2 separate regions of the Homo sapiens genome follow, and region 2 is linked to region 1. A link is a loop called in an ENCODE intact Hi-C map of the cell type or tissue named here. Cell type or tissue: Caco-2. All regions are shown on one strand. Each heading gives the region's core, and the rest is flanking DNA. Links, peaks and the distances in the headings are about the cores only.

The links. Peaks named below come from ENCODE experiments on the same cell type or tissue, not always from the same donor. Only the 100,000 strongest peaks of a DNase experiment are listed, where the experiment ranks them.
Region 2: it touches region 1 in a loop (4-fold over the local background); 2 of 110 quality-filtered maps call a loop at or near these places.

What each region holds. Positions count from the first base shown.
Region 1 is chr1:236,393,156-236,409,500 of GRCh38, forward strand. It overlaps EDARADD (EDAR associated via death domain), which reads left to right and starts at 1,131. Exons shown (of 6, transcript NM_145861.4): 1 at 1,131-1,350; 2 at 16,061-16,119. The coding sequence starts at 1,290. RefSeq lists an enhancer at 1,753-1,802 and a silencer at 2,003-2,412. In Caco-2, for the core only: no CTCF peak of the experiment used is centred there; DNase peaks (open chromatin) are centred at 4,355, 5,416, 6,616 and 7,216.
Region 2 is chr1:236,485,303-236,501,647 of GRCh38, forward strand. No RefSeq gene overlaps it. Among named protein-coding and RNA genes, the nearest start is that of LGALS8, 31 kb to the right of the region's middle. In Caco-2, for the core only: no CTCF peak of the experiment used is centred there; DNase peaks (open chromatin) are centred at 8,911, 9,429 and 10,229.

The DNA of each region.
Region 1 (16,345 bases), core at 3,918-8,917:
TTCTTACTTAATGTAACACAACCTTAGAGTGACAGGTCCATCAGCGAAATCCAGCATATTTGACTCCATGATTACCAAATGCACTATCTCCATTTATTGGAAAAGGAAAATTGGAGGTCACTCAAAGAGCAGTGAAGTTATGGAAATATGAAATTTTTCACATGACTCTGAGATTGAGTGTTTGGGTACTATCGGGAAATGTTAAAAATGTCCATTTTCTTTTCTTTCTTTCTTTCTTTTTTTTTTTTTTTTTTTTTTGAGACAGAGTCTCACTCTGTCGCCCAGGCTGGAGTGCCGTGGTGCAATCTCAGCTTACTGCAACCTCCACCTCCCAGGTTCAAGCGATTCTTTTGCCTCAGCTTCCTGAGTGGCTGGGAGTACAGGCATGTGCCACCAATCCAGCTAAGTTTTTTGTATTTTTAGTAGCGGTGGGGTTTCATCACATTGGCCAGGCTGGCCTCGAACTCCTGACCTCAAATAATCCACCTGCCTTGGGCTCCCAAAGTGCTGGGGTTACAGGTGTGAGCCACTGCACCCAGCCCAAAAATGTCTATTTTCAATAGTGGTTTAAAACACTCTTGGACAGCAAAAGAAATAAAAGTTGAAGGACATTGTGACAGCAAATTGATTGTATGGGAACTCTGGTGAATGCGAATCATTTTTAAATTACTTTTTTTGTAAAGTGCAAAACAACAATAGCACCCATTTGCGTCATACTTTATAGTTCGCAAAGCACATGGGAAAAATAAAGGTAATGATGGGGATCGTTGCAATTCATAGGAAAGGAGGCACGAGGAAATGAAAATGAAAGGGAGTAATAACTACGTAACTAGTCAATCTTCCTTAAAAAAAAAAACCCTTAAAATATACCACCATCTTCTATTTGATATAATGCAGAATGGGAATGATAAAAACATGAATTACATTTCAGAGTTTCAAAAAGCAAACCAGCTTTATAGCAATGCTTGAGGTTGGGCTGCTAACAAGCTCACTCAACTAGTGTTTCCTGACGGCCAACGTCAGAATAATTCCATCTCCATGAGAAGTACAGAAAGAACCACAAACCAAACCTCCAAATTGATTCTAAGATAAAATACCCTTAAAAAAAATTTCCCTTCCTATCCGAAGGCAGACCAAGAGGAAGTTTATCCTCCCACCTACAAATTCCCCAGAGAGCTTTCATCTAGAAGGTTTGACTCTGGCCAGACAACCAGCGAGCATCTTCTCGCAATCTGTTGCTTCTTCCATGGCAAACTCCAGAGAATTAAGAAGCCAAACTCAACATCGCCATGGGCCTCAGGACGACTAAACAGATGGGGAGAGGCACTAAAGCTCCTGGTCACCAAGAGGGTATGTAGGCATTTGCTGTCTTCCTGGATTTCTCAGAGCTGAGTTTTTAGCCAGAGGTTGCTTATTTACGATAATTCTTGGATATATTATACACTAAATACTATTATTATCTTTTTCGACCCGACTTTTATCTTTCTGTTCTTATGTGTGAAGGCAGAGAAAGATTATTTAGAGCTCTTCAAAGATTCCTATTTAATTTAAAATGCCTGTCGCCTTCCTATAATAGGCTTATGATGGATGATAGCTTTAGTTAAAATGTAGCAATCTTAAATATATTCTTCATAACCAATTCCAACGTGTTCTCACTTAAGTAATGGGTATAAAACCCCACTTAAGCGTAATATTTTAAATATTTGAAGCCATCTTTTCTGAGAGAACCCGAAGCTGTTTTTTCTAGAGAAGCTGTGAGTGTGTATTGGGCGACTTCTGTTCACTCCTTTTCTGCAGCACTCACCCTGGAGGTCATGTAGTAACTAATGCCAAAGAAAAATCAAAATAGAAAGTACCAGCGTGTGCCATCATGCAGCGGCAGAGCCTGCTTAAAGATCAGGAAATTTGTCTAAATATCAGATCGCCGGCGGGCATCTCAGCCCAGGCCTGTGTAAGGGGAGTTCTGGTGTCTCAGCTGAGGGCGTGAGTAGGGAGCCAGGAAAGCGACCCGCGACTGCAGCCGTTTCTTAAGGCCAGTCCTTCGCTCGCAGTCTGTCCCGGGCGGCAGTCGTGTCAGCCCCCCGCTAGGACCCGCCCAGGGGGACGTGGGTACCGGGCAGGACGCGCGCTCTGGGCGCTGGGGACGCCCGGGACACTCGGGGCCCCGCCTTGCGTCCCAGCCCCGGGTCGCGGCACCCCGGCTCCCGCCCCGCGCCTCTGGAGGGAGGTACCGAGGGACGCGCAGCGAAGGGGCTTTGCTAATTGCCAAAGCAGGAAGTGAGCTCGTGGAAGAAGCGAAGGAGGAGAAGAAGAAGGGAGGGGAAGGCGGAGGAGGGCAGGGGCGCGCAGAGCCACGGTTTGCTCCAGGCGCGTCGGAACCGCAGGACTTTTCATCCCCGTGGTCCCACGGTCCTCCCGCGCCCCGGAGGCCTGCCAGCCCCGCTCGGACGCTCGTTTGCCCCTAACCCGCCGCCATGGCTTCACCGGACGACCCTCTGCGCGCAGGTAAAGGGACACAGCGCCGCGCCCGCTCCTGGAGCGAGCACCGCGGGGCGGGAGCTCGGGAGGCGCTCGCAGCAGCCGCAGGGCTATCGAGGCCGGGCCTCGGCGACCCCCGAGGGAGGCCCGGGAACCACCCCCGACCCAGGCGCCAGACCCGGAGTCGCACGGGGCTCCCAGTCCAGCCCCGCGAGCGGCTGCTGACCGCCCCTCCCGCGCTCGCCAGGGCCCCTGCCCCGCGTCAGCCACCGCGCGCCTTCCCCCTGCCCATGCCGCAGCCCCCGTGGCTTTTGTTCTGGACTCGGGATGCCAGGTTGAGACACGTCCTGCAAACCTCTGGCAGAAATGGGCGCAAGGGGGTGGATTTCGTTTTCGCCTCCCGGGCTTTTTCTTTCTCCCCGCTCACATGCCTTCTCATTACTCCTCTTCCTCTCTCCCATTGCACTTTGATGAAATGGTTTTGTCTGTCTAAACATTGGCCCTCGGAGCTATTTCATCAGATAGTATCCGCAGAATCGAGAGGCGGATCCCACCTGTGGGATCCCATCTGTGATTAGAATGGCCTCTAGTTCTGTCTTTATTTTAAAATATTGTGTGTTGGTACCCGAGGTCGGAGTGGAGATTTTTCTCTATTCTCTCACGTGAATCTAAAATCCGTCCCAGACCTCGCTTTCCTGGAGTTCTCTCTCTCCGCTGTCCTATAACCTAGACGGTGACATCCGTGGGTGTTTCTTGAACACACGAATGAATGATCTATCCCTCAGAGTACACTGGGGCTTTACTTGGTTTTGTTGAGGTTGGAAACACTGAAGAGAGTTACACAGAACCTGATATAACCGTTTAGATAAACGCGTTTCCTATTTCATTTCTTGAGCTTGGGCAGGGGCCGAGTTTGAATGTTCCATCCTTAAATTGTGGCTTCAGCAGTCAAAAGGAGACAGTGTGTCTGCAGGTGGTCAGAAGACTACACCCAACAACTAAGTTGGCATTGTGATGGCTGGGTTTGGGGGCGTTTCTTGGAAACTTCAAAGAAAGATCTACCTTTTTTTTTTTTAAGTGGGGATTGTTAAACATTTTATCAATTGGATGCGGAAAATAAATACATTGTCTAGATATTCTTCCCCATCCCCATACCTATTGTTTGAAAAAACAGAAGGGGAAACAAAGGGAGAAACCCTCCTACTGCCCCATCCCACTCCACTCCTACCCTAGCATCCACCTCCTTTTCTGAGAACTGAATTGACAAGGTGCCAAGGGGTGTTTTAGGCTGGATTTTACTACTAGTGGCCTCAGATCTCATTAAATGATGATTGCAGGGGTGGGGGGTGGGGGAATTCAAAAAGATCTTGAGAGAGATACACTGCATGGAGATAAAATGTAAAATCTACTTGGGCTCCCCTAAATCGACAGTACCAGGCAAGATGGGGGCTGGGAAACAGCTCAGCAGTGACCACAGTGTGTAAAAAGCTCAGTGGCTGGGTGCAGTGGCTCAGGCCTGTAATGCCAGCACTTTGGGAGGCTGAGGCAAGAGGATTGCTTCAGGCCAGGAGTTTGAGATCAGCCTTGGCAACATAGTGAGACCCTGACTCTACAAAAAATAGAAAAATTAGCCAAATGTGCCAGTGCATACCTATAGTCCCAGCTACTCGGGGGGCTGAGGCAGGAGGATTGCTTGAGTCCAGGAGGTCGAGGCTGCAGTAAGCCACTGCACTCCAGCCTGGGTGACAGAGCAAAAACCTGTATCTCAAAATAAATAAATAAATAAATAAAAAGCTACAGGTTCCAGATTTCCCAAGATGGTGTTCTTAGTCTGCCCAGCCCAGCCAAAATGGATGTGCACAACCTGGAACAAATGGGCAACATGGAACAAAGGGATTTCAAAATCCCAGGACATGTGGAGGAGTGAGAGGACAGAGGATATGATGATAAGAGGGCGTCATGTGGAAAGAATCTGTCTCTTTGACTTCAAGAGGTAGAACCCAAACCTGTCGGTGAAAACTTTAGAGAGAGATGGATTTGGGCTTCCTACAAAGAGAAAGGAGGCCTCCTAAGGGTGAGAGCTCCCCACCAGTTGGCAGAGGATGCTGAAGAACATACTTGACCATCTGAAAGATGATCCAAATGTCCATTCCCGCTCTGGGACTCTATTCTGTCTATAAAATGAGCGCTCCTCCATTTAAACACAGGCGCACACACACACCCCAATTTCCCCTTCCTAACATATTGTTTCGTTTCTGCAACCCACAGGAGACATCCCCTTACTCCTATTTCTGTAATGAAACCATAGATGGTGCCCATATCTTGAGCTCGCTTTACCCCAGACCAAGTGACCATACTCTCTCGCCTGATTTCCCACACTCTTCTCCCGCCTGGTGTTTTCACACCATTCCAACGTAGGTTTTCACACCCACTCTTGCCTTCTGGTAACCTATTCTGCAAAAGGTTGCCAGGGCCATCTTTTATTTTATTTTTATTATTATTATTTTTCAAGATGGAGTCTCACTCTGTCACCCAGGCTGGAGTGCAGTGGCGTGATCCCCACTCACTGCAACCTCCGCCTCCCGGGTTCAAGAGATTCTCCTGTCTCAGCCTCCCAAGTAACTGGTATTACAGGTGCACACTACCACACCTGGCTAATTTTTTGTATTTTTAGGCTGGTCTCGAACTCCTGACCTCAAGTGATCCACCCACCTCGGCCTCCCAGAGTGCTGGGATTACTGGTGTGAACCACTGTGCCCAGCCAGTCGTCTTTTAAAAACAAATCGGATTCTGCCATTTGTCTGTGCTGGCTTTGAATCCGGTGCTGGCTTTCCAACACTCCGACAGATCCTCAGTCCTTGAGGCTTACACACTCTGTGCAATCAATCCCTACCTGTTCCTTCACTTGCCTCACCTGACACCTAGCTTGACCCCTGCTCTCTGCACGCAGCCGTGCTGCCTCCTTTCATTTCCTTGAAGCCTCTTGCACCCTCGTGCCTCCTGGCCTTTGCAAACTTTGTTCCTGCGGCCTGGAAGGACCCCTGCATTCCAGCCCTCACCCCATCCTCCACCCACCCGTTTCCTTCTACTTAACCTCCAGATTTCAGCTCATAGGTCACCGGGATCCAGCCCGATGTTATACATGCTCAGCAAACCCTGTACCTTTCCTTTCTGGCACCTGTCACAATTTCTAGCTGTGATTATTTGGCCACCGTGGCTATTTCCAGTAGGAAATAAACTCGTGGACAGAGGTCATGTCTGTGTGGTAGCTCTCCCTAACACTCAGCATAGTACTCCGCACATAGTAAGCCCTGGGCAAATACCACCTCAGTGAATGAAGGAAGGTTATAAAATTTAACCACAGGCTCTTTAAAGAGTTGGGGGGAGAAAAAGCTCTTCCCGTATTGGCATTTTAGGAACTTACTCATCGAGTTAGCCGTATTAACTAAGTTTTCTTTGTAAAGTTAAAGTAAGATGTTTGTATATCCACGTGCATATAACAAAAGTATGTATATGATTATAGTATATTATGAGTTAATTGTATTTATTTATTTATTAATTTTTTTGAGACAGAATCTCACTCTGTTGCCCAGGCTGGAGTGCAATGATGCGATCTTGGCTCACGGTGACCTCCACCTCCTGGGTTCAAGCAATTCTCCTGCCTTAGCCTCCCAAGTAGCTCGGATTACAGGGGTGTGCCACCACCCCTGGCTAATTTTTGTATTTCTTTTTTAGTAGAGACGGGGTTTCACCATGTTGGCCAGGCTGGCCTGGAACCACTGACCTCAAGTGATCTGACTGCTTCAGCTTCCCAAAGTGCTGGGATTACAGGCATGAGCCACCACGCCCTGGCCACACCCTGGCCATGAGTTAATTTTAAGTGACTTTTTACATTGAGAAAATTCACAAGACTGTCACAGTCACATGGAAGGAAAACAATGATGGTGGTTATAGTGTAGCTATCACCCTGTGTCTCTCCCACTGAGAAACAGTCTCACAATGGATGAGCCAGATTTGTCTGTCAAATGTTTGTAAAATCTGTTTGTTCATGATTGTTCATACAGATAGATTTTACAGACAGAAACAAACAACCGGGCTTTGAAGGTCTGGGTCAAAGGTGGCACAATTCCTTGCTTCGTTGCAGTAAGGCAAGTGCCGACGGCCACAGAGCATTGCAAAAGAGCACATTCTCCCTTTGTTCTGAGACTCCACACCGCAGGGCTGTTTCCTGGGGGAACCCTGGGCCTGGGCCACCAACTCAGGACAGCCCCAGTGGTGGCATTCACCTCTCACTGCCCCTCCTGTGGGCTTCAATGGGTCCAAGGTGGCAACCTACCCTCCTGTGGCATTGGGCGCAGTACCCAGGACTAAAGGATAAACCACTTCCTGGAGCACTCATATGTGCAAAGCTGGACCAGCCAATTCTTTCTGCAGATACACCAAAGAGAGGGATGGCAATCTGTGGTTTTCCCTTCTCTGCTCCTTCTGCCCTTTCTCTTTCTCCTCCACGTGGGTTTTCCCAATGCTCACTTCATTTCTCTTCCTTTCTTACAACGCCTCTGCTTTGTGAGTTTCCTTCTCTCTACCCAAGCATTTTCCCTGAGCTTTATCTCTTTGTTTGCTGTCTTCCCTCATCCTCCCCTGCCCTCTTCTGTTTGATCCCCCGTCAGTAGCCTGGCTGACACACTTAATGCTCGGCTGCCCTCCAGAGAGGTTGCTGTAGGGATGTACTTCTGTGATCCTTGCCCCTTTCCCAGCTTGTTCAGCCCCTGCTGCGGGGTCTGAGGTTGACAGAGTAGCCGAGGTCAGGGTGAGGTGCTGAAAAGACAGAGGAAGCTCAATGAAACAGTGTCAGCACCACCACGCAGCAGCACCCCTGCAGCTCTGAGAGCTTCTGGAATCCTGAATATGTCTCAGGACTCCAGAAAAACTTCCTTTTGTTTTTTCTGTCTCGCTCTGCACTCAGGCTGGAGTGCAATGACACGATCTTGGCTCATTGCAACTTCCATCTCCTGGGCTCAAGCAATCCTCCCACCTCAGCCTCCTGAGTAGCTGGGGCCACAGGCTTGTACCACCACACCCGGCTATTTTTTTTTTTTTTTTTTGTATTTTTAGTAGAGATGGGGTCTCGCCATATTGCCCAAGTAATCTCCTGAACTCAAGCAATCTGCCCTCCTTGGCCTCCCAAAGTGCTGGGATTATAGGAGTGAGCCACCACACCCCACCTCCAAGCCTTTTTTATATCCAATAATGACAATAGCAGTCAAAAGAAAAGTTATGGGCTGGGAGCGGTGGCTCACGCCTATAATCCCCAGCACTTTAGGAGGCCGAGGGAGGTGGATCACCTGAGGTCAGGAGTTCAAGAACCAGGCTGGCCAACATGGCGAAACCCCATGTCTAATAAAAATACAAAAATTAGCTGGGCACCTGTGATCTCAGCTATATGGGAGGCTGAGGTGGGAGAATCACTTGAACCCAGGAGGCAGAGGTTGCAGTGAGCTGAGATCACACTGCTGCACTACAGCCTGGGCGACAGAACAAGACTGTCTCAAATAAAAAAAAAAAAGCTATGGTACAAAACAACACACAAATAACAAATGAGAAAGAAATTAATCCTGCAATCACACATTCAAATAATTGCCTGTAATTCTTCACTAGAAAGCACAGTGACTGCACTTTTCTGGCTCAGGATGCTTGGGAAGGCCAGGAAGTCCTGACATACTTCCTTGTTTTCTCTGAAAGGACATCTTTAGAGATGTTTGAACTTCCTTTGAGAAACCGTCTCTAGGAAGCATTCACCGCTATCTGATGTCAGAATGCGGCAGTGCAGTCCTCGGCCGCCCCACCAGTGTCTGTTTCGGGTTATGTGCTGAGGATTCTTTCTGGAGAGGCTGTTGCATACAGTACGTGTTTCCCAGCATTCCTGAAGAGGCTCTGATTTGGTAGATGATGGGATTTGAGTCTTTGAGTTGAAGAAGAGTAGATGAGATTTAGGATTTAGAGTGGATGCTGGAATGATTAACGCTTTTGGGGATGTCGGGAGGAGGCAAATAGATTCTGCATGTGGAAAGGATGGGCAGGGGGCAGAGTGTGAACTGTTACGGGTTGAATTGTGCCCCTCTAAAAAGATATGTTGAAGTTGGAATTCCTAGTACCTCAGAATGTAACTTTCTTCGGAAACAGAGTCTTTCCAGAGGTAACCAATTCAAAATGAAATCATCAGAGTGGGCTCTAAACCAATATGATTGGTGCCCATATAAAAAGGGGAAATGGGACACACAGACACTCACCTTCTCAAGAGAGTCTGTCGGGTGGTCAGTGTATGAACCACTTCTATTTTATTTTGAGACCAAGTTTCGCTCTTGTTGCCCAGGCTGGAGTGCAGTGGTGCTGTCTCGGCTCACTGCAACCTCCACCTCCCGGGTTCAAGCGATTCTCCTGCTTCAGCTTCCTGAGTAGCTGAGATTACAGGCATCCATCACCGTGCCCAGTTAATTTTTTTATTTTTAATAGAGATGGGGTTTTCCCATATTGGTCAGGCTGGTCTCAAACTCCTGACCTCAGGTGATCTGCCCGCCTCGGCCTCCCAAAATACTGGGATTACAGATGTGAGCCACTGTGCCCAGCCCACTTCTATTTTAAATTTTATTTTATTGGCCAGGCGTGGTGGCTTGTGCCTGTAATCCCAGCATTTTGGGAAGCCAAGGTGGGTTCAGGAGTTTGAAACCAGCCTGGGTAACATAGTGAGACCCCCATCTCTACAAAAATAAAAATAAATTAGCCAGATGTGACAGCACATGTCTTTAGTCCTAGCTACTCAAGAGGAGGTGGAAGGATTGCTTGAGCCCAGGAGGTGGAGGCTGCAGTGAGCTGTGATTAAGCCACTGCACTCCAGCCTGGGTGAGAGAGTGAAACCCTGTCTCAAAATTTTTATTTTATTTTTTATTATTTTAAATAAGTAGAAATGAGGTCTCACTGTGTTGCCCAGGCTGTTCTCAAACATCCTGAACTCAAGCAATCCTCCCACCTTGGCTTCCCAAAGTGCTGGGACTACAGATGTCAGCCACCACACCTGGCCATGAGGCACTTCTAGAACCTGATTATACTGGAAAACAGGCAGATTATGAAGCCAGAAAGTCCCAGATACAAGTTCTGGCTTTTCCACTTACCTCTTACCCTGTGATCTTGGATACTCAATGTGTGAAAAAGGGGATGCCTAATGCCTTCCTCAGGGTTACTGGAAGGCTTAGCTGAGACTGTGTGTAAGCCATGCCATGCAGAGCAGACGCTAGGGAAGCTTTTAAACTTTTCAAACTTGTCTTGTCTTTTCTTTTTTTTTTGAGACAGAGTCTTGCTCTGTTTACCAGGCTGGAGTGCAGTGTTGAGATCTTGGCTCACCGAAATCTCCGCCTCCTGGGTTCAAGCGATTCTCCTGCCTCAGTGTCCCCAGTAGCTGGGATTACAAGCATGTGCCACCACGCCTGGCTAATTTTTGTATTTTTAGTAGAGATGGGGTTTCACCATGTTGGCCAGGCTGGTCTCGAACTTCTGACTTCAAGTGATCCACCCGCCTTGGCCTCCCAAAGTGCTGGGATTACGGGCGTGAGCCACCTGTTCGAACTTTTCTAAGTGAGAGCTTTGAAAGCTTTTTTCTTTTCTTTTTTCTTTTTTTGAGAAGGAGTCTCGCTCTGTCGACCAGGCTGGAGTGCAGTGGCGTGATCTCGACTCACTGCAACCTCCGCCTTCCGGGCTCACACCATTCTCCTGCCTCAGCCTCCTGAGTAGCTGGGACTACAGGTGCCCGCCACCATGCCCGGCTAATTTTTTGTATTTTTAGTAGAGACGGGGTTTCACCACGTTAGCCAGGATGGTCTCGATCTCCTGACCTCGTGATCCGCCTGCCTCGGCCTCCCAAAGTGCTGGGATTACAGGTGTGAGCCACCACGCCCAGCCTAGAGCTTTGAAAGTTTAATTGTGAACTTTCAGCTTGGAGGTGCTCTTTGACCCATGTGGATACTACTACTCACCACTCACGGACTTTTAAAGCAGGAAGGGGATGCAGAGGTGCTCTGTTCACCTCCTGAGATTTAAGTTGGGGATTTAGGACCCACAGAAAGAAAATGAGGGTGCAGCCCGCCCTGCCTGCTCTCACCCGCAGCCTCTGTGAGCCAGGCCAGGTGCCCTCGCCAGCCCTGATGCATCAGTTCACCAGGTTTCTCTCATGCCTTTTGAGGAACTTTCCAGAATATGCTTGAGGGAGTTACACCTCATTCTCACTGCCGGCAGAGATATCCCCAGCAGTCAGTTACCAGCTAATTTGAGGTGATCTGAGCCTTGTGCAGAGTCACCGACCTGGGGGAGCCCAGGCAGCTTTGGCAGAAAAGCACAGCCTGGCATAAGATGGCAGCCATGAGCAGAGGACAGATCCCGCACCGGCCCTGGCGAAACCACTGGCCTTGTCTCCGATGGGCTCACGTGGCCCCGCTTCTCCTCTGCTCCTCTGCCCGTCCTATTAGATATCAGAGCCTTGCCTGAAGGCTCAGCCTGCTGTTAGGCGGGGGCTGGGAAAAACAAACATTTTAAAGCTTCTAGATAAACGATTTGATTTTACACTTAATAGTATCGTAAACATGCAACTCCAAGTTCCTAAGAAAGACCTTAGGGCAGCTTTCCACTTCTGAATCAGTCTCAAATAACCAGGATCTGCTCTCCTCCAAATAACTTCCCTGGTACACACTCACATCTGGACCTGTGAGAACAAAAGGAGTCTGCCAGGATCTAAAATAAAGGCCAGGGAGAAGGTGCAGTTTCAGATACAGTGCATGGGCGCCACCGTGGGCCTGGGTCAATGAGTGTATTTGGCAGTAACATGTATGTAAGAACTTAATCCACAGCTTGATATAAGGCAAAGGCTGATAAAGTCAGAACCGCAATCAGAAAAATCATAAAAGACCTGACTAGCCTGGGCAATATAGCGAGACCCCGTCTCTACAAAAAACAGAAACAAAATCCCCCATACATTAGCTGGGCATGGTGACGCATGTCTGTGGTCCCAGCTACTTGGGAGGCTGAGGTGGGAGGATCGCTTGTGCTTGGGAGGTTGAGGCTGCAGTAAGCGGTGATCACATCGCGGCACTCCAGCCTGGGTGACACTGTGAGACGCCGTCTCAAAAAAAATGTCTGGCGCGGTGGCTCACACCTGTAATCCCAGCACTTTGGGAGGCTGAGGTGGGTGGATCATCTGAAGTCAGGAGTTTGAGACCATCCTGGTCCAACATGGGGAAACCCCATCTCTACTAAAAATGCAAAAACAAATCGGGCATAGTGGTGGGCACCTGTAATCCCAGCTACTCAGGATGCTGAGGCAGGAGAAACGCTTGAACTCAGGAGGCGGAGATTGGAGTGAGCCGAGATCACGCCACTGCACTCCAGCCTGGGCGACAGAGTGAGACTCCATCTCAAAAAAAAATTAAGTAATTAATTTTTAAAAAAAGACCTGAAAATGCCTCTAACACCTGTTCTAAAAGTAGTGCCTTTCCCAGTTCCCCTCTCACTTCATTGTTGTGCTTCAGAAAACAAAAAAACCTAAATTCTCTGTGTCTTTCTCATCTTAAGTTCCATTTATTCTGAGATGTCAGACCGAAGCAAGAGACTTTGTGCCTATAAACCTGTGATGTCTTCTGTCTCTATCTTGTTGGCCTCATAACCCTCCAACACAAGCCCTGGGATCTCACAGAACTCGGTCAGAGTCTGAGGAGTGTTGATTGAAATTCACCCACCCAGGTGGTTCCCAAATCCAGAATAATGGTAGTAAGCTGAGTGTGGGATCCGGAGACCTGGAACTCCTCATGGTGCAGAGGAAGAGCCCGAGGCTTAGAAAGCTTACGTGACTTCTCCAAGGTCACACCTCTAGGCTTGTCCAAGGCCACAGCTCTAGACTTGTTTAAGGCCAGACTGCTAGCTCTTAGTGATGTGCCACTGAGGACCGGTCCTTCCTTGCTTTTAACTGTCCTGTGTGTGTCCTCAATGATGCTTTTTTTGTGGCTCTGCCTTTCCCAGCGATCTACTGCATTTTCCTCTCCTTCCTTTCTTTTTCTTTCTTTCTTTCTTTCTTTCTTTCTTTCTTTCTTTCTTTCTTTCTTTCTTTCTTTCTTTCTTTTCTTTTTCTTTCTTTCTTTCCTTCCTTCCTTTCCTTCCTTCCTTCCTTCCTTCCTTCCTTCCTTCCTTCCTTCCTTCCTTCCTTCTTTCTTTCTTTCTTTCTTTCTTTCTTTCTTTCTTTCTTTCTTTCTTTCTCTTTCCTTTTTTTTTTCTGCTCATTCTAATTTTCCTGTAGGAAGCAGGATTAACTTGTCCTGGACGCAGCGGGCATTGTTTGCAGAGGATGGTGTCAGAGCATTTAAAGCCCCCAGCCTCACCCCACCCCTGGCTCCACACTCCAAACCCATTTACCTGAAATTTCACTGTGTTGATGCTATTAACAAGCCACACTCCTGGCAGGATGGCATTTTTAAGCCGTATCCTCCAGGTACCCTGTAGTGAAGATGAAATATGTGAGACTAGGCTGTGATAGGAGGAGGGAGAAGGGACTTCGGGCTATTTTGTGGTGGCTTCTACCACCCCCTCCCCAGCTAGGAACCAGCGTGTGAGAAGGATGGGAAGGAAAAACTGGAAAACCGAATGCACGTGTGTCCGGCTGTAAGGACTCATCTGAAGCATCGTCATATGTCACTTAACAACAGGGATACACTGTGAGACATGCATCACTACATGGTTTCGTAGTTGGTGAGCGTCATAGAGTTCACTTACACAAACCTAGATGGTGTAACCTACAACACTCCTGGGCTGTTTGGTACAGCCCATTGCTCCAGGACTACACACCTGCCCAGCATGGGACCACCCTGAATACAGCAGGCGGCTGTAACACAGTGCTATTTGTGTGTCTAAACATATCTCAACATGGAAAAGGTATGGTGAGAAGATGGTGGTCTAATCTTTATGGGACCACCATCATATACATGATCTGTCCTGTGACTGTACGTTAATGTGTCATGTTCTCTCTCTTCTCTGTGGCTGTGCTATTCCCTCTGCCTAGAATGCTTTTCCCTCGCTACCATGTCAACTCATCCTTCCAGACTCAGCCCTCAGGCCCTCTGCAGGCTCTTCTCCCACCCCTCCTCTCTCCGGGAGCTCCCCAGGCTGCGAGTGCTGGGTCTGGGTGTCCCCTGGTTGTCCTGCACTGCCACTGCCTTAGCACTAAGGGCTCTGTATCATTACTTGTTGCTTGGGCAGTAAGAGTTCTGCCATCTCAGGGAGGCATTAGCAACACAATTTGTTTTTCATTTTCTTTCTATCCATTTAAATCCAAATCTGAGTGTGTATTGCACTGGACTGGCAGGAAATTCCACTTCAGTCAGAACTGGGGCTCTGTCCCTTAGGGCCACACAGGAATCTGAGGGGTTCATGTGGTGCTGGGAAAAACTAGGAAAGGACCTCAAATTTGTAGTGCATCAGGGAGGCATTGCTGTCTTATGGTCCTGGCCTGAGAAGTCCCTTGAGACCCAGCAGCCCTCTGTTTCTGTGCTGGACACAGGGCACAGGTCTCTTTGCTGGTGCTGGGCCGCGGTCCCCGGGGGTTAGGCTGCTCTGTGCTGTCTCTGATGCAGTCTTGCCACCTTCATGCTCTGCAGATGTCTGTATCCTGCTCCATGGGAGGCAATGGCAAAGGCTCTCTCCATTCGTCCCCATTTCTCTTCAGTGACTGGAGGCTGCATAAAACAAAGAGATGTTGCCTTCTCGAAACTTCTTTGGGCATTATCAACACCTGCAGGGCAAAGAAACTGTGGAAAGTTCAGACACATTCTCAGCTGGGAAACACCTAGGAAGAACACACACAAATTATTATCTTGACAAATTGTCCTGCTGTGCTTATTTGGATCCCCAAAGGCATTCCCAGGACCTAATTCCTAGTCTGCAATATGTACTTAATGAGGATTTGGATCAAAAGTGAATGCTGACTCTTGGCGGACCCACGACTGCCACTTAGGGTACTGCAGGTCGTTCACTGCACAAATCTGGAGGATCCCACGCAAAAAGATTTGATTATTTACTGAGACAGCTCTCTGGCAGATGTCTTATAAAGCATTTTGGAGATGGGAAACTTTTCTAATTTGTACTAATTAGGTCCTGACTGAGGTCTGTGCCTTTTTCCGTATTTCCCCTTTAAATTCCTTCAATGCATCAAGTGATAAAGTATCAGAAACAAAATATTGAGAAATCAAGATTATTTTTGATAAAAAACTATGGTTTTTTCTTTATTAGTCCACATAAACAACATTCAGAAGATTAAGAAAAATGAGTTGCAGCAAAATAGGAAATCAGGAAAGAAGTAGATTCAGAATGGAGTCATTCCTGCCGAAGGTAGTGTCAAATTCAGTAGGCAAGAGAGTCATTAATGTGATGCCTGCATAGTTTGTGGTTGTTTGTAACTCTGGGTATTTGAAGATATTTATAGGTAACCTGTTCCAAAATATGGTGGGGTTTTTTATGTAGTTACTTTTTATATTTTTAATTAATTAATTTATTTTTTTGAGATGGAGTTTTGCTCTGTCACCCAGGCTGGAGGGCAGTGGTGTGATCTCAGCTCACTGCAACCTCCACCTCCCAGGTTCAAGCTATTCTTCTGCCTCAGCCTCCTGAGTAGCTGGGACTACAGGTGTGCACCACTATGCGAGGCTAATTTTTGTATTTTTAGTAGAGATGGGGTTTCCCTATGTTGGACCAGGCTGATCTTGAACTCCTGACCTCAGGTGATCTGCCCGGCTTGGCCTCCCAAAGTGCTGGGATTACAGGCGTGAGCCACTGCGTCTGGCCTATAGTTTCTTTTTATTAATCTATTTCTTGATGCAATCTGAATCTGTTCCTCTTTATTTTGTCTCAACTAATAATTGGAAGTAAGACTTTCAGGCCAGGTGCGGTGTCTCATGCCTGTAATCCCAGTGCTTTGGGAGGCTGAGGTGGGAGGATCGCTTGAGGCCGGAAGCTCAAGGTTGTAGTGAGCTATGATTGTGCCACTGAGTGTACTCCAGCCTGGGCTACAGAGCAAACCCTATTTCTTTTTTCTTTCTTTCTTTCTTTTTTTGAGATGGAGTCTCACTCTGTCTCCCAGGCTGGAGTGCAGTGGCACTGTGTTGGCTCACTGCAACCTCCGACTCCTGGGCTCAAGCGATTCTCCTCCCTCAGCCTCCTGGGTAGCTGGGATTACAGGCGCCCACCTAATTTTTATTTTTATTTTATTTTATTTTTTAGTAGAGACAGGGTTTTACCATGTTGACCAGGCTGGTCTCGAACTCCTGACCTCAAGTGATCCACCCGCCTTGGCCTTCCAAAGTGCTGGGATTACAGCATGAGCTACCTCACCCAGCCAATCCTATTTCTTAAAAAAAAAAAAAAAAAAAGGAGTAAGGTTTTCTTCAGCCTAAGTAAAATTACTTGCCTCTGTATAGAGACAGTTATCAAAGGACTCATTTGTGGTTTTAAATTAAAGCAAACCCGCTCTATTTGTTTGTTTTTGTTCTTTTTACAGATCATATGGTAAAGGAACCAGTGGAAGACACAGACCCTAGCACTTTATCCTTTAATATGGTAGGTGACAAATTTTACACTAATGGTGATAATTATTGTTTTGCTTTTTTTCTTTGTTATTTCTTTACGTTTTTATTACTCAGTATTTACATGTGCATCAGAAACCCCAAAGTAAGATTTTTCTAAGATAACTGCTTTATCTTGGTATTCTACGTGATAATAATAAACTTTGGGTTTCTCCAGGCTAAAAATGGCGTTAGATTCTTTTCTTCTTTTGCTCATGTTG
Region 2 (16,345 bases), core at 7,218-12,217, 95 kb after region 1:
AGACCATCATAGCTAACATGGTGAAACCCCGTCTCTACTAAAAATACAAAACATTAGCCGGGTGTGGTGGCGGGCGCCTGTAGTCCCATCTACTCAGGAGGCTGAGGCAGGAGGATGGCTTGAACCCAGGAGGCGGAGCTTGCAGTGAGCCGAGATAGCACCACTGCACTCCAGCCTGGGCGACAGAGCAAGACTGTGTCTCAAAAAAAAAAAAAAAAGAGTGCTCCAAATCTCCTTTGGTTACCCGGGACTTTAAAAAATTTAATGTGATAGTTAGGCCGGGTGTGGTTGCTCACGCCTGTAATCCTAGCACTTTTGGAAGCTGAGGCGGGTGGATCATTTGAGGTCAGGAGTTGGAGACCAGCCTGGCCAACATGGCGAAACCCCGTCTCTACTAAAAATACAAAAATTAGCCAGGCGTGGTGGTGGGCGCCTGTAATCCCAGCTCCTCGGGAAATTGAGGCACTAGAATTGCTTGAACCCAGGAGGTGGAGGTTGCAGTGAGCCGAGATTGCGCCACTGCACTCCAGCCTAGGCAACAGAGCGAGGTTCCATCTCAAAAAAAAAAATTGTAATAATAATAATAACAATGTAATATTTACTTTTTCATCCTTTATATAAGGCTGAGTGCTTCACCCCTGAGATGAAGCTCAGTTAAGAAATAAATGAAAATCCCGTAACCTATTGGTGAAAGGTAACCACCCCCAGCTCCTACTAGCCCAACTTAAAACAGGACCCCATCACACTACACAGCAGTTTAGCCAAGAAAAGGGGGTCTTTATGTGGACACTGGGAGGGAAGGGATTCCTTCAAATCCAAACTTTAAAGGATTTTAAACAAATGAAACATTTGGTTCAAAGAATAGCTGATGTTTTTATTTGATGATTTTGGAGAAAGGAAAGTGTGGGGCATAATGGGGTTTGTTATTGGAAAGATCAGATTTTCTAGGTAATTTGGGTGGAGAAAGACAAAAGGCAAAGCTTTGACTGACAATTCCATGAAAGTGCTATTTGGTTTTGGTTATGGGCTTAGAAAATTAAGACACTTAGTTCAATTTGGAAGGATTCTGTATAAGTCCCTGATTAAAATAAGCAAAAATGATGAATAACACTGATTCAGTGCAACCGAAAGATTAGGATTAACTCAAAAGAAAGTTATTTTCTAAACCACCGTGATTTTTTCCACTGACAATTACAGCGGTTTTCATTAGGTTGCTGACACATGAAGTCAGCCTCACCATCAGTTGCAAACTCTAAACTAGCAAAATCTATTACAGAGACATACTTATCACTTCTGATTTAGTGCTAATCTCACCCAGCTCATCTTCTCTTGTCAGATTTATGAGATAAATGTCAGATTTATCACCAGATATATTGAAAGTAACAGCCAGTAATAAAATGTGAGATTTTAAAAAATAGATTCTTTGGCAAATTGGTGTTCAGTGAGGCAATTATTAAACATTTTTGTCAGCCAGGTTCCAGGCACTGTACAGAAGCTGTTAGGAGTTCTCACCATCTACGAATTTGATTTGATGTATTGTATTCTCATTAAGCTATGTGTGACACATTGTCATTTATTAGCCCAGAATTTAAAAAGCTGTGGTTGTTTAGTGTTGGTGGTAGCAGACCCCAGCAGTCTGATGGTCTGCACTCCTTCCATCCTGCCACCCCCTGGGGATGCAAAGACTGGATCTCAGGGTGACAATCTTCTTGCGCACGACTGCCTGGCCAAGTGCCTCCAGAAAGCCCCTTCCTTCCCCCATTTCCACCCAGGCCCACTTGTCACCTCAGCCTAACACCAGCCTGCACAGTCTACGGCCACCATCCAGGCAGTGGGAGAGGGAAAGGGGAGGAGGGTGGAAGGGAAAACCCCTTTCTATACCTCTCCTCAGCCTGCTCTTTCCTCCTCCCACCTCTGAGCCTCCGCCTCCCCCAGACAGAGACAGAAAAGATGGAAGAACAGGTGGGACCTCCACCCCCACCCCAAGCCTTCATCCCGGTGGAGGGGGATGGGAAGATTTCTCTCATTTCAAGAGACTCCTCCACCTCAGACTGACAAAAGGCAGAGGCCTGGCAAGAAGAAAGGGCACCCTGGGGAAGAAGGGCATTGAAATAGCACCTGCCGGGCCGGGCACGGTGGCTCACGCCTGTAATCCCAACACTTTGGGAGGCCGAGGCGCGTGGATCACGGGGTCAGGAGTTCAAGACCAGCCTGGCCAAGATGGTGAAACCCCGTCTCTACTAAAAATACAAAAAGTAGCCAGGCGTGGTAGCGGGTGCCTGTAGTCCCAGCTACTCCGGAGGCTGAGACAGGGAACTGCTTGAACTGGGAAGGTGGAGGTTGCAGTGAGCCAAGATCGTGCCATGCACTCCAGCCTGGGCGACAGAGTGAGACTCCATCTCAAAAAACCAAAACAGAAATAGCACCTGCCCCCACCCCCTGCCCGCCCTCCTTCCCGCCCCCGTCCTTTCCTAGACTTCACTCAAGTCCTCTGCTCAGAGGAAGCCCTGCTCTACTGAAAGCCACAAGGCCATTCTCGGTGGCCTGGGACAGCAGCCCAAGACGTGGGCTTCTAACTGCCTCCGAAGGGGCCACAGCAGCAAACATAAATAAAAATAGTAAAATGTTCTTAAATTATAAATTTAAAATTTGGAAAATTTAGTGAGCACAGCTTCTAGGGGGCATGTTTCCAAAATTCCAACCACAAAAGTGCAGTCTCAAAACTGACTGTAAACCGAACATACCATCTCATCTCAGACACAGCTATTGTTCACGAGTGTCAGTGGAACTTTCCTCCCTTGAGATGGACCAAAAACGTCAAGCAAGATGACATTTGCTGATTTGCAGGCTTCAGGCAGATAAGATACGGGCAGAGTTGAGTGTGCGCCTTTACCCTTAAATTCAGGAATAGCAGGAACAGCAGGAAAAACGTAGGACCACAGCGTACGTCCCACTTGTCTTTCATTTTGATATCATTATTTCCAGAGTCCTGATTGCTAGTCATGTCTAACACTGGATTTATTATCATCTCATTGCTAGCATGGCTAGGAAAGCTTTGAACATCCTTATCATTCTATTTTAATTCCTATTATAATTGCATGGGGAAGTTCCAGGGTGGAAAAATTTCCTTTTCTTTCTTTTTTTTTTTTTAATAGGAGAGTTGGCTGGGCACGGTGGCTCACGCCTGTGATCCCAACACTTTGGGAGGCCAAGGCGGGTGGATCACCTGAGGTCAGGAGTTCGAGACCAACCTGGCCAACATAGTGAAAACCTATCTCTACTAAAAATACAAAGTTAGCTGGGTATGGTGGTGCACACCTATAGTCCCAGCTACTGGGGAGGCTGAGACAGGAGAATCACTTGAATACGGGAGGCAGCAGTGAGCCAAGATCATGCCACTGCACTCCAACCTGGGAGAGACAGAGTGCCATCTCAAAAAAAACAAACAAAAGAGTTGATATAAATTTGCTGTTATAATTTGACTGTACTGTTTCTTGCACATGTTGACATCTGTAATGACTGGAGTTTATGAAAATTTTTGATGAGTAGGAGCATACCATTAACAGAGAGAAATTTAATCAAAAGATTTTTAAAGTTCCTTCAGAGTCCAGACTTTGACTAAGTGTAGTATGATTTATATCTATGTTGCATACAAAAATATCAAACAGTAATTCCCAACTGAAATACAAGTATCAATCAATTGTGTAACAATGCAAAATCATTTAATTTAAAGTTAATTTATAGCAAATGAGTACTGTAATAGCATAAGCATGCCGATACTTTACAAAGGAGAGAGTGGAAAGGTAGGATATTATAACTAATTGATCAAATCATTGTTAAAATTTAAGTTTATTAATACTTTTACTTCTGTCCGTAGGGATCCATGTTAAATTGGGTATATTATAAACTTAACTGCTAATGATGAGGTCCTTTTGCTATTAGAAATCTATTTTTTATTTTTCTTTATTATTTTTTGAGGCAGGGTCTTGCTCTGTTGCCCAGGCTGGAGTGCAGTGGTGAAATTATAGCTCACTGCAGCCTCAACCTCCTGGGCTCAAGGAATCCTCCTGCCTCAGCCTCCCAAGTAATGGAAACTGCAGTCGTATACAAGCACACCCAGCAATTTTTTTTTTTTTTTTTGGTAGAGATGGGGTTTAGCTATGCTGTCCAAGCTGGTCTCAAACTCCTGGCCTCAAGTGATCCTCCCACCTTAGCCTCCAAAGTGCTGGGATTACAGGCGGGAGCCACCATTCCCAGCCTAGAATGAAATATCTTTAGCTAAATTACAGGGCTGGATGTGGTGGCTCATGCCTGTAATCCCAGCACTTTGGGAGACTGAGGGCGGGAGGGTCACTTGAGATCAGGAGTTTGAGACCACCCTGGGCAACACAGTGAGAATTCTGTCTCTATTTTAAAAAGAGAAAAATCTAGGGTATATTCTCTTAAACAAAACTTTCATCTATAATGGTAGTTGATGAGGTCCTATGTAATATGCATTTCCTTGGTTGCAATAGCAAATTACTACACACACAGAAAGGAAAGCCACACTCCCCGACACATCTACACACAGGAGGACTCACACAGGAGGGAGACTCAAAGAAGGCACGTGACTTTTACATTGTTAGGGCTTACATGGTCCTGGGATTTCCCACCAGTACTCAAAAGATCAATTGTATGAACAAGTCACCTATTTTTACGGCACTAAATAATTATTATTCAACAACATGGAAAATATGTGGTAGCAGACCTGGATTTTCCTTAAGAGTTATTTTTATGTGGTACTGCCCCCTGCTGGAATATAACATCTATACACATCCTTTCTGGCTGGGCTGACATCCTAAAACCAGCCCAGGACCAGCCTTTTATTAATATTAATTCTTGGCCAGGCGCGGTGGCTCGCCTGTAATCCCAGTACTTTGGGAGTCCAGGGCGGGCGGATCACGAGGTCAGGAGTTCAAGACCAGCCTGGCCAACATGGTGAAACTCCGGCTCTACTAAAAATACAAAACTTAGCTGGGCATAGTGGCACATTCCTGTAATCCCAGTTACTCGAGAGGCTGAGGCAGGAGAATTGCCTGAACCGGGACCCGGGAGGTGGAGGTTGCGGTGAGCCGAAATCGTGCCACTGCACTCCAGCCTGGGCTACAGAGCGAGACTCCGTCTCAAAAATAAATAAATAAAAATTAAAATTAAAAAATAATTCTTGGTTGTATGCTAAAAGCCTTGCAAGTAGCCCCACTGGAAGATAGGAAGAGTGGGGCTGTTTTACAAATGAGCACATATAAGCAGAACGAGGCCGCCATAATTGAAATGAAGGTCCCCGTCCCGTGGATGTGTTCATCGCTACTTCACCCTGTCATTCGGATCCAATGTGTGACCAGCCAGCTCCAATAACAGTTCCATACTCTGGGAATTATTTTTAACACTCGGCAGGATGCTTTCTTCCTGTAGTTTTAGGCTTAGCCCTTTGTGCACTTTTGGTCTCTTTCCCTTTCAATTTAGCATCCAAGGAAGCGGCTGTGACCAAAGGTAGCTGTCATGTTAAAGGACAAAGTTCATAGTTACAGCAAATATTGACCCAGAGCACTATCCTTGCCCCTTCCTCTATAATGTGCAATGCAAAAATATGTTCTTTTAAGTACAATATTAATAAGTAAGGTCTAGGAGATTTTCTTCCCCCTTCCTTTCTCTTTTAGATGAGTAAATGTTTTATCTAGTTTTGAGGAGACTATCCTTCTTATCACATCTCTTTCCACTTCTGCTCTCCTTGTTTTATAATTTTCCTCTCCTTTGGGTCCGTGTCATTATTTCGTGTCGCTTGTTTTCGAGCCATGCACTCATTTATCAAATCAGATTTCCTCCGTATGCCGACGGCCTTCCTCTCCCTGCCACGGGCTTCCTTTTTCCCTGACTATGCAGAAGCAATTTGTTCGCTTGTGTTTCTTTTTTTTTTTGAGACAGAGTCTCGCTCTGTCACCCAGGCTGGAGTGCAGTGGCGACATCTCGGCTCACTGCAACCTCCGCCTGTCAGGTTCAAGCAATTCTCATGCGTCAGCCTCCAGAGTAGCTGGGATTACAGGTGTTTGCCACCAAGGCTGGCTAATTTTTAGTAGAGACGGGGTTTCACCATGTTGGCCAGGCTTGTCTCGAACTCCCAACATCAGTTGATCCACCCATCTCGGCCTTCCAAAATGCTGGGATTATAGGCATGAACCACCGCATCTGGCCTTGTCTTTCATCCTTAATGACACTTTAGTCCTAATAATGCTAAAATCATTTTCTACTCTTTGAATTGAAACACAGCTTATCTACATGAGCCCAAGGCAGTAGCAACATTCACCTCCATTTCTTCTCTGATCTCTACCTTCTGAACCCTGTGGACTTGGTTGTAAATGGATGAGGGCAAGTCTTGCTTCCTTCCCCTGTGTTTACAGAGGATCGTGGCTGAGATGCTGGGCCACACTCTGGGCCTGCTGGCACCCCTGGGCCGGTGGCTGCTGCCCCTCAGGGTGCTCACCACCTAGACCAGAAGAACCAAGGTGAGGGAGAGCCTGTTTTCTTTCTTCCTGTGGCTGCGGGGGCTGTGAGGCATGGGTCTAGTGGCTGTGTTTAGCTGGGGATGCCTCCTAGAAATCAGCTCCACCGTTGAAGAGATCAAAGCAATGCACAGTGCCACTTGAAATGAAACGATTGAGCTTATCAGCGCTTTTGCAAATGTACAAGAGGGTAGCTCCCCCGGACATCCTGAACTGAGCCATGCTCTTCTATTTTGTGTAACAGCCCAGTGACCCCTGAATCTTCCCCTGAGGCAGGTCCCCGAAGCTTCATGGAGGATGTTCCTCAGCTGACCAAGGTGAGGCTCTTGAGCTCCTAAATCTTTGTGATACTGTTTATACATCTTTGTGCTGTACTTTTTAAGCTGACTTCGTGTTATCACCTGTATGATTTTATGTTTTGCTTCTAAATAAGTACAGATTATTTTAAACTCTAATAATGGGTGCTACAAAATTAAAGATTATGTCAATCACTGTCTCTGATGAGTTATTTTATGTAGATTTCAACACAATCATTGATTCATGTGTACTCTTGGTCAGTCATCAGTCATCTGAGTACCTAGTGGGTTTCCAAAATGGGTCCTGGATGCTGGGGATGCAAAGATAAGCAACACATTTCTATCCTCAACAGCCTGTAGATGAGGGAGAATCACTGCGGACAATCAGGGAAGTTACCGGAGAGAGCAGTGCACATGTGGTCTAGAAACTGGTGGAACAAAGTTGAGAATCACTGAACTAGGAGGAAAGACAGGTCACTGACAATCCAAGGCACAGTGACTCACACTCTAATCTCAGCACTTTGGGAGGCCAAGGCAGGAAGATCCACTGAGCTCAGGAGATAAAGACCAGCCTGGCTGACCTATGGAGACCCTTCTCTACCAAAAAAAAAAAAAAAAAAAAAAACATTAGCCTGGCATGGTGGGGTGTGCCTGTGGTACCAGCTATTCAGGAGGCTGAAGTGGGAGGATCGCTTGAGCCCGGGAGGTCAAGACTGCAGTGAATCATGATCACACCATTGCACTCCAGCCTAGGGAAGAGAGCAAGAAAGACCCTGTCTCAAAAACAGAAAAAAATCCAGTAAAATGTTTCAGATGTTGTTAAAGGTGATTTCACTGTTACTTTTCACCTCTCCTCATTTTACATCTCTGACCTATGCTTGTCCTCTGACTTGCCAGACATTCCTAGCTATGGACTTGATGTCTCGACATGGAGGCTCACAGGCACCCCAAACTCAGCCTGCCCTAAGCTGAACCCATGATCTTTCCTTCCAAACTTGTTTCTCACCAGAGTTCCCATCTTATCATCCACCTAGTTGTTCAAGTCATCCTTAAGACCTCCCTCTCCTTCACTGTCTATTCTACCTCCCTAATATCTCTTAAATCCTTCCCTCCTCTCCCACCTCACAGCCACCATCCTAACCTAAGCAGCCACCCTTTCTCACCCTATAATGACCTCCTGGCTGTTCTCTATAGAGTTGGTGAATCCTTTCGTCTTCAGCCTGAACCCCCTTTCGAGGGATTCTTATATATATACATAGATATACACAAATATATATGTACATATGTACATATGTGTGTATATATGTACATATGTGTATGGATATACATATGTACATATGTGGATGTACATATGTACATGTGTATGGGTGTACATATGTACATGTGTATGGGTGTACATATGTACATATGTGTATGGGTGTACATATGTACATATGTATATGGGTGTACATATGTACATGTGTGTATGGGTGTACATATGTACATGTGTGTATGGGTGTACATATGTACATGTGTGTATATATGTACATGTGTGTATGTACGCATGTACATATGTGCATGTATGTGCATGTGTATGTGTGTGTATGTACACGTGTGCATATGTGTGTATATGTGTACACGTGTACGTGTGTATATATATATATATATATATACTGGCTGGAGTGCAGTGGGAAAGTTTTGGCTCACCACAAACTCCACCTCCCAGGTTCAAGTGATTCTCCTGCCTCAGTCTCCTGAGTAGCTGGGATTACAGGCGTGCACCACCATGCCCAGCTAATTTTTGTATTTTTAGTAGAGACGGGGTTTCACCATGTTGGCCAGGCTGGTCTTGAACTCCTGACCTCAGGTGATCCACCCACCTCGGCCTCCCAAAGTGCTGGGATTACAGGCGTGAGCCACCGTGCCTGGCCGGATTCCTATCTTGAAGACGAAGCCCCAGACCATCGACACGGCCTCAAGGCCCTGCATGACGCCTCCTGCCCCAACACCTCGTGTCATCTTGCTCTCCTCTCCCGCAGCTCCTGAGGCTTTAGCCACCCTGGAATTCCAAGTCCCCATGGTCATTTTTTTTTCCTGCTCAAGATATCACCATGTGCTGTCCCCTCTGCCCTTGTCTACACCCACGTGTCCTTCTCCCGCCCCGGCCACACTCATGGGGCACACTGTCCTTCCCTGGCTAATCCTCCCACACTCGATACCACTTTCTCTGGGATATTGCACCCGATCTTCAGCCGCAGTTGTCTTCCTATGACCCACTCCCACAGCTCTCGCCACAATGGTAATTGTTTGATTCCTACTTGTTGTCCCTGTGAGACTGCAAACCCCAGAGGACAGGGGCCCTGGGTTCTCCTTCGCCTCTGGATCATCAGCACTAACTGAATACCTGGCCTAGAAGAGATGCTAACGATGCTGAATGAATAAATAAGTGGAAAGACTCTCAGTAAAGCAAAACCTTTCTTTACCATTTTATGGCCGTCAAGGAGGAAAACACATTATCAGTGGAAAACGCAAAATGAGGGGATTTGCTTAGCAAACGATGAATTCCTCTGGCACCCTGGCAGCCTTGGTTTCTTTTGATGAGGTCCACCCCCTTCCATCCATCTTCTGGGCTTAAGAGATCAAAGCAAAACATGCTGTGGAATTCGATACTGGTGCAGGTTGCACAACATTGTGACTGAACTAAAAGCCACTGGATGGTACAACTGAAAATGGTGAATTGCGTGTTGCATGAATTATAACCTAACTGGGGAAAAAAAGGCTTAAAAAGAGACAAAGCTTCCCCCACAATGGAAAGGAAGGTATAATAGAAACAGCAGCTCTCAAACCTTGGCAGGATAATGAAACCCCGTTTCTATTTTTAAAAATTAGCTGGGTACAGTGGCACGTGCCTGTAGACCCAGCTACTCGGGAGGCTGAGGCTGGAAGATCGCTTGAGCCCAGGAGTTCAAGGCTGTGGTAAACTATAATCACACTACTGCACTCCAGCCTGGGTGACAGAGAAAGACCCTGTCTCAAAAAAGGAAGGAAAGAAGGAAGGAAGGAAGGAAGGAGGGAGGGAGGGAGGGAAGGAGGGAAGGAAGGAAGGAAGGAAGGAAATAGCAGCTCTGAGCTTAGAAATAGGAGTCTATTTCTAAGTGGGAGATGGGGAGAAGGAGGGAACTGGGGAGGTGAGGAAGAAGCAGGTATTGTCACCAGTGAGGACTGTGCTGTTGTGAGCCCAGCTAGGCAACTGGCAATTCCATTCTGTTAGTGACAGCTACAATAACCCAAAGCCCTCTGGAGCCCTGCTTTCCTCTGCTCTCTTCGTGGCTTGACTAGGAGCTGAAGATCCTGTACCTCTTAGAGCATCTGGGGCGCTGGGCCCTGCAGCAAATCCCATCCTCCACCCACCCCGCCTCCCTCCACCCTCCACCCACCCCACCTCCACCCTCCTCCACCTGCTGCCTCGAGGCCCCTCCCACTCCCGGGGTAGACAAAACAGTTTAGAGGCTGAAGTCACCGGGGCTGTAACTGTTGGATTTGCACATGTCATAGAAAATCATCATATGTTTTGTGTGGACTCCATGCATAACAACAAGAGAACCAACCAGACCCCATAGACAGAAGGGAGTGTGAATTGGAGACAAAATTTAAATTATGAGTTGCCTTCTATTCAGATTTCTCCCATTTTTAACAAAAAGGAGCCCAAATTCCTAAATGTTATGGTTGTTTGCAGCAACTTATCATCTTTCTCCTTTCCTTCATAGCCAAGGTTTTTGAAAGAGCTATCTGAGGCCGGGAATGGTGACTCACGCCTGTAATCCTAGCACAGAGGCTGAGGTGAGTGGATCACCTGAGGTCAGGAGTTCAAGACCACCCTGGCCAACATGGCGAAATCCCGTCTCTACTAAAAATACAAAAATTAGCCGGGCATGGTGGCGTGTGCCTGTAATCCCAGCTACTCAGGAGGCTGAGGCAGGAGAATCACTTGAACCCAGGAGGTGGAGGTTGCAGTGAGCCAAGATCTCACCACTGCACTCCAGCCTGGGCAACAGAGTGAGACTCCATCTAAAACAAAAAAAAAAGTAGCTGTCTGTTCTTTCTTCTCGAACTCTTTTTCCCGCTGGAGTCTGTGACCTGCTGCCGTCTGCCTCAAGTGAGAGGGACTAGCAGATCTGGTGAATTACCTTCTAATGCCCGTACCCTGCCCATACCAGCTTCAATCTGTATGTAGAAGCTTAGCTTGCTCCATGCATGGCCTCCAGCATCCACTGGTCACAAAATAACACAAAATAGCATGAGAGAGAATGGTCGCATGGAGCGGAGGAGCTGCTGAGACTGAACCCAAGCCAGGGCTACTGCTGGGTGGAACTGGACATGCCCAGCCCATGGGAAAGTCTTCCCACAGAAGTCATATTTGCAGGGGTCTCCCAGGAGACAGCACATTCTGAGCAAAGGAGTGAGGCAGAGATAACTATTCAGGAACCAAGAGACTCGCTGGAAAGAAGCAGAGATTTTCAGCCCAGCGTAGTGGATGTTTCTTGAATCTTCCCCTGTGGATGCCCCAAACCTTGAGATCCTTCCAACAAATAGCACACTACTAACAAACTGTGACTCAAAGAGAGGGAAACATGGTCCCCTGCTCTGTCACAAATCACTGTGAAGCTTTGGCACCCTGACTGCTCAGGTGGCCACCAACACAGAAGGACCACGAATGGCTGAGTCAGGAAGTCACAGCCGTGTGGCTGGAAGAGGCTCTGCCTTGCTCTGGGAGAAATGCCTATCCCCAAGGAAGCCTTAGTATCCATGGGAGAGAAACACTGTAGCAATGGCCCCCAGGACTCTCGGGAAGCCACTTCTGGTGGGAGGGGACTCAAAGGGTGCTGGGGGACCTGTGTCTGCATCTGGAAGTGAGGAGCCAGGAAAATTTTCTTTCAGTTTCTTTCTTTTTTCTTTTCTTTTTTTTTTTTTTTTTTTGAGAAAGGGCCTTGCCCTGTCGCTCAGGCTGAAACATAGTGGTGCGATCTCGGCTCACTGCAACCTCCACCTCCCAGGTTCGAGTGATTCTCCTGCCTCAGCCTCCCGAGTAGCTGGGACTACAGGCATGCACCCCCACCCACGCCCAGCTAATTTTTGTATTTTTGGTAGAGATGTGGTTTCGCCATGTTGGCCAGGCTGGTCTCGAACTCCTGGCCTCAAGTGATCCTCCCGATGTGCTGGGATTACAGGTGTGAGCCACCACGCCCGGCCTCTTTCTGCTTCATTTAACATTAATGGTCATCCCACAGCATGGTGCTGTGCACCTGTAGTCCCAGCTACTCAGGTGGCTGAGGTGGGAGAATCACTTGCGTTCCAGCTGTAGTGAGCCTTGATTGTGTCTGTGAATAAATGCCACTTCTCTCCAGCTTGAGCAACATAGGGAGACTGTCTCTTAAAAAACAAAACAAAACAGGCTGGGCTCGGTGGCCCACGCCTACAATCCCAGCACTTTGGGAGGCCAAGGCAAGAGGATTGCTTGAGCCCAGGAGGTCAAGAGCAGCCTGGGCAAAATAGGGAGACCCCATCTCTACAAAAAGATAAAAAATAAAAAAATTAACTGGGCATGGTGATACACCTGTAGTCCCAGCTACTCTGGAGGCTGAGATAGGAGTATTGCTTGAGCCTGGGAGGTCGAGGCTGCAGCGAGCCATGATCATGCCACTACACTCCAGTCCAGGCAGCAGAGTGAGATCCCGCCTCAAAAAAATAAAACAAAACAAAACTCATCTCTCCCTTGGCTCCTGAGACTACAATCCCTCACGGTTCTTTTCTACTTCTCTGTTTTTCTCTTCTTGTCTCCCTTTTTTTCTGGTCTCTCTGTCACCCAGGCTGGAGTGCAGTGGTGTGATCATAGCTCACTGCAACCTTGACCTCCTGGGTTCAAGAGATCCTCCCACCTCAGCCTCTCGAGTAGCTAGGACTACAGGCTCACACCACCATGCCTAGCTAATATTTGTAGATTTTGTAGAGATGGGGTCTTGCTATGCTGTCCAGGCTGGTCTCAAGCTCCTGGCCTCAAGTGATCCACCCACCTCAGCCACCCAACGTTCTGGGATTACAGGGGTGAGCCACCGCGCCCAGCCGATAATTGTTGAAAAATCATTTTCAGTTAAGGTATCCAGTCAAGGTCAGAAAATGAGAAAATGTTAAAAAAAAAAAAGCTATAAGTAAAACAGATTCAGTCGGGACATGATGGTTCACGCCTGCAATCCCAGCACTTTGGGAGGTTGAGGTAGGATAATCACTTGAGCCCAGGAGTTCGAGACCAGCCTGGGCAACATAGCGAGACCTTATCCATACAAAAAAATTTAAAAAATACCCAGGCATGGTGGCATACTCCTGCATTCCCTGCTACTTGGATGGCTGAAGCGGGAGGATCCCTTGAACTCAGGAGTCAGAGGCTGCAGCGAAATATGATTGTGCCGCTGTACTCCAGCCTGGTTGACAGAGCAAGACTGTTCCCCCACCCCCCTGAAAAAAAAAAAAAAACCTAAATCCAAATTTTAAAAGTTTCCTTGACTCTTCAACTTGCTCACCCTCCACCAAATAAAATAACTACGAAGGAGGCTTATTTTTTACTATTTCCAGGGATACGATATATGTTTGTCCTGAAAATATACATCATGGCTTTACTCAAGCCACAGTGATGAGGCCTCATTGTCACTGTAGCCTAATTACGATTTTATAACTCCATTTAAAATTCAATTTAAACACAGTTTAAAAATTCAGTCCAAGTCAAACATGCTCTCAGTAGCTAGAAGCAAAACTCTGTTCAGGTCCTTGATGGATCTATTTGTACTTTCTTTCATGAAAACAGAAAGTCCTTTTTTACACACCATGCAACAGGAAAATTCATAACGGACATTGTTTTACCTGTTCTTGGCAAAGACAAGTGAGCTCTTAACAAGCAAGGTAACTATGGAGATGATGTTTTGCTCCAAGTTAACACTTACATATTTAATTAGAAAGATTTCAAAGGTGGGCAGATTCACTGGAAAGTTTCCAAAAGCTTCACTTGTTCAACAAATAATGTTAGAGAGGGAGCACCGTGCCCTCGGGCCCCTAGGAATTAGTTCCACATGGTCCGGTCCTCTGTCCAGTGTGCCCAGCATCCACTTGGGAGAACAGCATGGCCTTCTGTCCAGGGCAGCCCACGCCAGCACTGCCTGCCCTTTCAGGCCCATGGCTCCCATTAAGTGCCATTTCGAGCATACTTAGCCAAGTTTCCCTACCATGGCCAACAAAGAGGTTGTTCAAAAATGCTTGTCAGGTCGGGCATGGTGGCTCACGCCTGTAGTCCCGGCACTTTGGGAGGCTGAGGCGGGTGGATCACCTGAGGTCAGGAATTCAAGACCAGCCTGGCCGACATGGTGAAACCCCGTCTCCACAAAAATACAAACATTAGTTGGGCATGATGGCGGGTGCCTGTAATCCCAGCTGCTCAGGAGGCTGAGACAGGAGAATTGCTTGAACCCGGGAGGTGAAGGTTGCACTGAGCTGAGATCACACCATTGCACTCCAGCCTGGGCGACAGAGTGAGAATCCATCTCGAAAAAAAAAAAAGTTTGTCAACGGTTTCACTGAATCCAGAATACTTTTCTAAAATGTCAACCCTATAGAATACATTTTATAAAATTATGAAGGCCTGGTCTGGTGTAGTGGCTCACGCTTGTAATCCCAGCACTTTGGGCAGCCAAGGCAGGTGGATCGCTTGAGGCTGGGAGTTTGAGACTAGCCTGGCCAACAAGGCAAAACCCTGACTCTACTAAAAAATACAAAAATTAACTGGGCGTGGTGGTGCACACCTGTAATCCCAGCTACTCAGGAGGTTGAGACAGGAGAATCACTTGAACCCAGGAGGTGGAGGTTGCAGTGAGTGGAGATTGCGCCATTGCACTCTAGCCTGGGTGACAGAGCAAGACTCTATCTTCAAAAAATAGATAAATAAATAAAAATTAAAACAAAATAAAATTATGAAGGCCTTAGGTCAGAGAATTACCGAGGGAATATTCAAAGTTATACCTCCAAGTATCTACAATGAAGATACTTTCATCAGAAAAAAGGAGTTTACGGCCAGGCCCTGTGGTTCATGCCTATAATCTCAGCACTTTGGGAAGCCAAGGCTGAGGCAGGAGGATCACTTGAGGCCAGGAGTTCGAGACCAGCCTGAGCAAAAACGTGAGATCCCATTTCTACCAAAAATAAAAATGTAAGGTAGGCATGCAACTGTAGTCCCAGCTACTCGAGAGGCTGAGGCAAGAGGATCGCTTAAACCCAGGACTCCAGCCTGAGCAACAGAGCGAGACCCTGTTTATAAAAAAAAAAGAAAAAAAAAAAGAAGAAGAAGAAGGAGAAGAAAGGAAATAAAATTTAAGAAAAAAAAAAGGACTTAATAAGGTTGAATGAAGGCAAGAATATTCTTAGCTCTGTTTAAGTCAAGACCTGAGTAGTAGCTCTACGTAGCTGTATGTCGATAATGTTTTTGAGACAGCACTACTGATAAATTGTTACATAATAAACTGTTATGGCTGGATGCAGTGGCTCATGCCCATAATCCCAGCACCTTGGGAGGCCGAAGTGAGTGGATCACCTGAGGTCAGGAGTTCGAGACTAGCCTGATCAATATGGTGAAATCCCATTTCTACTAAAAAAATAAAAATTAGCTGGGCATGGTGGCGCACCTGTAATCCCAGCTACTCAGGAGGCTGGGGCAGGAGGATTGCTTGAACCCAGGAGACAGAGGTTGCAGTGAGCCGAGATTGCGCCATTGCACTCCAGCCTAGAAGACAGAGCGAGACTCCATCTCAAATAAATAAACTGTTAAATTAAGTTTAGCCTAAAGCTACCCCCTTACATATTTTAAGTTCAGTCTAAAGGTTTCCCTGCACATAGTGAACTGTAACCTAACTGGATGCGTAAACAGACTATAACCTACTCTTGGGCCAGTCACTGAGTTTTGGTCAATCAAAGGCAGCCAACTGTTCAAACCAGGTTAAAATAAGGCAGATGCTGAGCTCTAACCAGTCCAGCCATTTCTGTACCTTGCTTCCATTTTCTGTCCATCACTTTCCCTTTTCTGTCCATAAATCTTCCACCACGTGGCTGTGCTGGAGCCACTGTGAAACTATTCTGTTTCAGGGGCTGCCCAATTCATGAATCATTCCTTGCTCAATTAAACTCTGTTCATTTAATTTGTCTAATATTTTTCTTTTAATCAAAGTAATTTGGCCGGGCACAGTGGCTCACGCCTGTAATCCCAACACTTCGGGAGGCCGAGGTAGGTGGATCACCTGAGGTCAAGGGTTCAAGACTAGCCTGGCCAACATGGTGAAACCCCGTCTCTACTAAAAGTACAAAAATTAGCCGGGTGTGGTGGCGGGCGCCTGTAATCCCAGCTACTCGGGAGGCTGAGGGAGGAGAATCGCTTGAACCCGGGAGGTGGAAGTTGCAGTGAGCTGAGATTGTGCCATTGCACTCCAGCTTGGGCGACAGGGC